Regions from separate parts of the Mus musculus genome. Here region 1 is linked to region 2. The links are chromatin contacts, found by Hi-C or POLR2A ChIA-PET in ENCODE. All regions are on one chromosome and are shown on one strand. Each heading gives the region's core, a stretch centred on a gene start or an enhancer-like site at or near the end of the contact. The rest is flanking DNA. Distances are from core to core; before and after follow the strand shown.

The links. A loop is a pair of places that touch in the nucleus more often than their neighbours do. ChIA-PET counts read pairs that join two places held with the same protein, here RNA polymerase II (POLR2A).
Region 1: a loop to region 2 is called in a map of left cerebral cortex, with 7 times the contacts of the local background. The contact joins two enhancer-like sites. A Hi-C loop is called at or near these places in 2 of 37 maps with a recorded cell type or tissue (left cerebral cortex and mouse embryonic stem cell). POLR2A ChIA-PET finds 5 or more read pairs at or near these places in 1 of 5 experiments (embryonic stem cell).

What each region holds. Positions count from the first base shown.
Region 1 is chr11:30,732,084-30,735,601 of GRCm38, reverse strand. No RefSeq gene overlaps it. Among named protein-coding and RNA genes, the nearest start is that of Psme4, 38 kb to the left of the region's middle. Within about 2 kb of position 2,008, at least 1 of the 3 ENCODE cell types and tissues checked has a DNase peak (open chromatin) inside an H3K27ac peak, as active enhancers do; it is left cerebral cortex, where a contact is called at or near this core.
Region 2 is chr11:30,697,397-30,701,160 of GRCm38, reverse strand. No RefSeq gene overlaps it. Among named protein-coding and RNA genes, the nearest start is that of Acyp2, 50 kb to the right of the region's middle. Within about 2 kb of position 1,338, at least 1 of the 3 ENCODE cell types and tissues checked has a DNase peak (open chromatin) inside an H3K27ac peak, as active enhancers do; it is left cerebral cortex, where a contact is called at or near this core.

The sequences.
Region 1 (3,518 bases), core at 759-3,258, 34 kb before region 2:
GAGGGTATGGGGGAGTTTTGGGATAGTACTGGAAATGTAAATGAAGAAAATACCTAATTAAAAAAAAAAGAGACTAGTAGTTTGGCAATGGTGGCGCATGCCTTTAATCCCAGCACTTGGGAATCAGAGGCAGGCAGATCTTTGAGTTCGAGGCCAGCCTGATCTACAGAGTGAGTTCCAGGACAGCCCCAGGCTACACAGAGAAACCCGTCTTGAAAACAAACAAACAAACAAACAAACAAATGAACGAACAAAAAATAACAAAAAAAGAAGAGACTAGTATCATTGAGTTGAAATTTCTCCAGAAGTATTTTCTGAGAGCACAAAAAAGCTGTGTTCCAGATATAACCAAGGTTGTACCTCCCGCTGCAGCTGTAGTTGGCAATGTGTAAGAGTCATCCATGTGGTACTGGTTTTGAAGGTATGAAGGAGTCATGAAGAGTGGCTGAGGCTTGGCAAAGTGAGAGGTCATGGAAGACCATTTGTGAAGGTGCAGCCTCAGTTGCAGTTGACAGCCCAGAACTGCAGGAGTCATGCAAAGGATTTGAGGCTTGGCACCATGAAGAGAGCCTATGAGAGGCTATTAGTGAAGCCTAGTTACAGTGGAAGACAATGTATTGCAGATGCCAGTATCGTGGGATGACTATCAAGAACAGCAGCAGCAGTGGAGTGGATCAACCTGAGCTTAGAGTACTATAAAGAGCAGAGCTGGAGAAGTGACACCAGCCCTTTGGAGAAACCCAGAAGATCATGTGTGGATCCCAGACATTGAAACAAGAAGCTGTAACATTGAAGTTGCTATGGAGACCCTAAGATGTTCAAGATGCCAGAGCTGTGGGCTATCTGCTGAGGAAAGCTGCTAACAGGGTGTGGAACCAGCCCAGAGGAAAAAAGTTTGTTGCAGTCAACAAAGATAAAAAAGGAGTTGGAGCTGTGAAGATTGCTTTGACATTAGCCATGGAGATGCAGAGTTTGGAGTTTGCCTAGCTGGTTTCCTGTCTTGCTTTGGGGATTACAGTTAAGTGATTGGATGAATCTCAGAAAAGATTTTGAACTTTGGACTTTTAACATTGTTGAAACCGCTATAGATTATGGGGACTTTGGAAGTTGGGCTAAATATATTTTGCATTATGCTATGTTTAGGTATGACCCCCATAGACTCATGTGTTTGAATAAGTTTATGGGGGCCAGGGATTGAAATTTGATGATTTGTATATGTTTGGCCCAGGGAGTGGCACTATTAAAAGGTGTGGCCGTGTTAGAGTAGGTGTGTCACTGTGGCTGTGGGCTTTAAGACACTCATCCTAGCTTCCTGGATTCTGCTAGCAACCTTCAGATGAAGGTGTAGAACTCTAAGCTCCTTCTGTACTATGTCTGCCTGGATGCTGCCATGTTCCTTCCATAATGATAATGGACTGAGCCTCTGAACCTGTAAGCCAGCCCCAATTAAATGTTGTTCTTATAAGACTTGTCTTGGTCATAGTGTCTGTTTACATCATTAAAACCCTAACTAAGCCAACTAGTACCATTGTTGAAACAAACATCCGCCTGTGCCTGGATGACCTTCCTTTAAAACAGATCCCAAATAAAATGTCTGCATGATTCCAAAACCAGTTTCATAAATAAATTGGGAACTATTTAAAATCAGAGTTCAAAAGTTGTTTGAGAGTCTTATAATTTTACAACTGGGAGGTTACTGGAGTTAAACGCATAATCCTAAATTTAACCATTCGAGAATCTCTTAATAAACACTGAGAACAGACTGTTCCATGAAGACAGCCACATTGGAAATGCTCAGACAATATAAATACCCAGCCTCATGCCAGTGAGTAATGTAAAATATAAAAACTTGACCTCTCCAGAAATTCCTATCCCTTTACCCTAAAGTATTTCTGAACTTTCTTCTGGTCACATTTTCCTATTTTGAATGTGTTCAGTTGCAAGAATAACACATCTCATATGTGCTGTTCTTCTCCACTCACCAGCTCTGAACATCTTGTCACATTTCCTCCTTCCCACATCTTTCCCTTCCTCCCTCTGTCACTTTCTTTCCTTGGCTCACACAAGGACATCATTACATCTGCCCTAACAGTGTTTAGGACATAGTATCTCAAAAGGTGGTCCTTAATATTTTAAATTGAAGGAATTTGAGATAATGGCAGGTTCAGGTTCAGGTTCAGGCTCTGGACTTATTCAGAAGCTAGCTATAAAATCCTTATGAGAGAGCTGTTCATGTTATACCCACAGGAGAGGAGTGTGCTTGATTCTGGAGACGGAAGAAGTCATCCAATAGAATTCACAATGAATAGTCCTGCAAAGAACCCTTCTCACCTCTCTTTCTACTCTTAGTTTATATGATGTTTGTTTTGTCAGACTTTCCCAAAGCTTTTTTTTTTTGCCAAGAATCAGCCTCAGTTAGGTCCCTGTTGGTGAATACAAACCACTCCAAGTCAAATTGTGGTTCCAAGCTGGCAGTCTATGACAGCTCACTATAGGTAGCTCTGCTGTAGTCTGCTGGAGACAGCTTTTCAGTCTCCCCCTCCCCTCTCCCCTCCCCCTCTCTGCATTCTGCTCACTCCAAATAGCTTTTTCTTGCTATTCTAAAAACCTCTCTGGTTGAGATAGCTAGCTTTTTGCTGGAAATAGCTCTCTCTGGTTGAGACAGCTCAACATTGTAGCTAAATGAGCAGAGCTACAAAAAGGAGGTGAAGGACCATGAACATCATAAAGGCAAAGGGCAAGACTGAATCCAAATGGATGGATAGGTAGACAAGTGGATAGCATTCCTGAACAAACAAATAAATTCCTGAGCAGACAGATGGCAATCAAGTAGCCCCTACCAATAGTAAAGACTGAGTTGAGCTAAGCCTTTTGGATAGCTGGGAGTTGCCTGTTGAATATCCACACTGTGGTCAGGTAACAGGTTGGTAGCAGCCATAGTCATTTAAGTACTAAGTATGCTCATTTGTGTGGGTCCAGATGAAAGTGCTAGGGCCTTCCGTAATCTTGTATGTTTGGTAAGTTCTTGGGCTGTGGTTTGCTTTGGTTGTTGTTGTTATGGTTTTAATATGCCCAGATTGTCACATGGTCTAAATTTACTTGGATAAATTTAGAGGGTGATACCTTTCCTGCTTATAGGAATAAATTATTTATCAACATGAGACTTATGGGTGGCACTGGACACATAGAGCTTTGTGCCTACTGAAATGAAGAGTCAGTCTGTTTCTGTGTTTGAGTTAAAAATGGAGTTCAAGCTGGATGTAAAATGGAATCCCTTAAGACAGATCATAGCTTGTTTATACACCATTTTACATAAAATGGAATGACTCAGAATCGTACATATAGCCTGATCTCAAGACAACCCTTCTGCATTCGCCTTCCAAAACCTGGGATTGCACCTAGTGCTTTGACAAAAGATACAGCCTTCATTCAGATTTTTGTTTTCCTTGAAATGGCCTTATCAGCTGTGAAGGGACAGGACACAGCTTTATGTTTTCACTCTCACTAGTATGAAGTGT
Region 2 (3,764 bases), core at 89-2,588:
CCAACAGAGCAGTGGTCTGCCATTCTCAGCATCCTCAGCAATGTCAGGTCTCTGAGGAAACTTCATTCTAAATGTAGCATTAAAGTCAGATTCATGATGAAAGCTGAACTGCAAAGGATATCTGACGTCTTAGTTAGGGTTTTACTGTTATGAGTAGAGGCCCTGACCAAGGCAACTCGTATAAGAACAGCATTTAATTGGGTCTGGCCTACAGTAGTTCTGTCCATCATCAAGGCAGCATCCAGGCAGGCATGATACAGAAGGAGCTGAGAGTTCTACATTTTCATCTAAAGGCTACTAGCAGAATATTGGCTTCTAGGAAGCTAGGATGAGGGTCTTAAAGCCCATACCCACAGTGACACACCTACTACAACAAGGCCACACCTTCTAATCATGCTACTCCTGGGGCCAAGCATATACAAACCATCACATCTGGATCCATTCTCACTGGTGTTTTTAGTGAGAGAATTTGTTAAAATGTTTTGCATTTGCAAGTAATCATATTGAACTTATTTTTAAAATTATTTTTCAAACTTCTCATTAATTTACACTGATTTTCTTTTCTTTTTCTCCATTGCCATTTATTAGATAGAATTTTAAACATTAAAAATATAGTTTAAGTATAATACATTCAAATAATTATTACCCTAACCTTGCTTTTAAGTTTAATTTATCTATCCTTTATTCTGTATTTTTAGATCATAATATTAGTTCAGTAATGGTTTGTTAAAACTCCTTTACATATTGTACATAAGGTTTTTGGGTTCAATACCTAGTACTAAGTATGTGTGTGTGTGTGTGTGTGTGTGTATAGTCATTGGCCTAATGGAGTCTGTTGTGGTTTGGATAAAAATGGCCCCATAGGCCCATAAAAAGTGGGACTATTAGGAGGTGTGGCCTTGCTGAAGGTGTGTGTCACTGGGGGGCAGGGGGGAGGGCTTTGAGATTTCAGAAGCTCAAGCCAGGCACAATGGCGCTCTCTCTCTCTCTCGCTCTCTCTCTCTCTCTCTCTCTCTCTCTCTCTCTCTCTCTCTCTCTCTCTCTCTCACTCTTCTCTCACTGCCTGTGAATCCAGATGTAGAAATCTCACCTATCTCTCCAGTACTATGTCTGCAAGAATTCTGCCAATGCTCCCACTATGGTAAGGGACTAAATCTCTGAACTGTAAGCAAGCCTCAATTAAATGTTTTCTTTTACCAGAGGTGCCATGGTCGTGGTGCCTCTTTAGCAATAAAACTCTAAGATAGAGACATAGCTCATAACTATAAGAACAATCTACACAGCTTCCAGAGTGACACTGGTTGTTCTTTTGGGCTCGAAGCCTTGATAATGCTCAGGGGCTTATGAGACTCACAATACTTTGACTCTGACCTCTCACATCAGCCCCTCTGTTCAGCTTCTGTCTGACTCCTAAGGTGACATTGGATATGAGTATTTTTAGATGCTGACACCAGATAAATGTATATAAAAAATAAGTCTGGTTCTACTTTCAATTCCTGTTCAGGATAACAGCATATTTTTCATATGAATATGCTCTGTACCATATGGTGCTGTGCCTATTTGAAGCCTTTATATAGAATAAAGGCAAAGAGTCTTAGATTAAAATATTTATTGTGTTTTGTGGCTTACAGTTTCTAAGCATTACAGGGCATAAATTAGCTTTCTACATGTATGTCATAGAATGGACTATTAATAACTTAACTAAAACATGCATGTCATAGAATGAGCTATTAATAACTTAACTAAAAAAGGTAACTGAGTAAGAGCAGCCTTAGGCAAAATAAGATTAAGTCAGTTGTTGTGGATAACCCTGGGGCTAATTATATTTGATGTTAATTCTGTTCTCCTGTGAGTGGTTGTGAACAAGGAGTGAGTCAGCACTCTGGTGATTTCCTGTAACCTGCTTCCCACCTTAATTTGTAAAATAAAGGAGAGCTGATGATTGGGCAGATAAAAAGGAAGGTGGAGTAGAAGGTGGGAGGGAGAAGAAGAAGGAGAAAATGGAAGAGGGAGAGGACGCAGAGGAGCAGGAGGAAGGAGAAAAGCAGAGCAGAAGGACATGGCCTGGAAAAACTGCAAGTTCTAAGGGCTCTCATAGATGTGGAAGATGGTAGTGTAGCGGTAGATCTGCCCAATCTAGGCGAGCAGCAAATAATCATACTAACTGTTGTGTTTTCATTGCTGGGGCATATTTGGGAGGAGATTTACCGCAACAGTCGGTAGCATTTAAGTTTAATATGGGTAAAATCTGAGAGGTCTTGAAGTCAGAAGCTATTTTCGTGGATACGCAAAGAAGGCACACTGGGAAACAACATGGCTAACGAAGAATCAGGGAACATTTCCCCTAAAAGTGGTTCAAAAATTAGATTTTGGGGGATATTTGAGACAGAGTTTCTCTGAATAACTCTTGGTAACACAGAATTCACTATGCAGTTCTATGCAGTTCGGGCTGGCATGCACATGTTGCTATTCTCCTGCCTCTGCTTCTGAGTGCTAAGATTACGTATTTGCCATTATGCTTGCTAAGGATTAATATCTTTTTTAAAGACCAGGTTACACTGTATGGCTCTGGCTAGGTTGAATTGTGCCACTTCACCCAGCAAGAATTTGATCTCTTAAGTATAGTGTTCCACATTGTACACACCTTCATGAACTCAAGATGTAGCAATTGAAGTCCCTTTTATGTATTCACATATGTATGTAGTGTATGCATATGTTCTTATATGTGTGCACACATATACACAGACACCAGAAGTGGAAGTCTGATGCCTTCCACAGTCATTTCTCCAACACTATTTTTTCAAACACTGATCTCTCATGAAGCCTGGTACTTCCTGATTTGACTAAATTAGTTAGTCATGATCTCCAATCCTACCATCTAAACTAATATTCTCATGCTTGCATGGCAATCATTTTACCAACTGATAGAACAGCCCCAATAGAATACCATCTCCATAGCCCCATTTTATTTTCTGATACAAAGTCTCCTGTTTTCTAGGGTGGCCTTGAATTTAATATGTAGCTGAAGATGACTTCTAGTCTCTCTGACTCCATCCTCTGAGTGATAGGATTATGGTCATGTGTCACTAATCTGATGTATATGGCACTGAAAATTGAACCCAGGGTATCCTCCATGCTAGGCAAGGATTCTACCAAACTTAGCTACATCTCTAGCCTGATTAAGGTTCTTCTACATACCAGATATGCAGGTTCCTAGAGAAATAAGATAAAGAAATGATAGATGAATGCTTGACCTCAAGGAGCTTTCTTTTACAGTCTAGCAGGGAAGGAAGACTAATTTTTTTTTTCTTCTTCAAGACTGGGTTTCTCTGTATAGCCCTGGCTGTCCTGGAACTCACTTTATAGACCAGGCTGGCCTCGAACTCAGAAATCTGCCTGCCTCTGCCTTGAGATTAAAGGCGTGCTGGGATTAAAGGCGTGTACCACCACGCCCGGCTCAAAGACTAATTTTTAATCACTTTTAGCTGTAAAGTTATAAGTAGAAACTAGTACTGTTAAAGAGAAAGATCATTCTGTTGCTGTAATAAATTACCCTTACCAAGAGCAACTTAGAGGAAGGAAGGATTTATTCATCTAGCAAATCCCCCTCACAGATCATCACTGTGGAAAGTTACATCAGGAACTTAAAGGTGTGCCTGCTTGCTTTTCCACACAGTATTATCTCTAACCAAAGAACTTACTTGAGTCAAGAAGTACAGCAGAAGTCATGGAGGATGCTGCTGGCTAACTGGCTCTAGGATAGA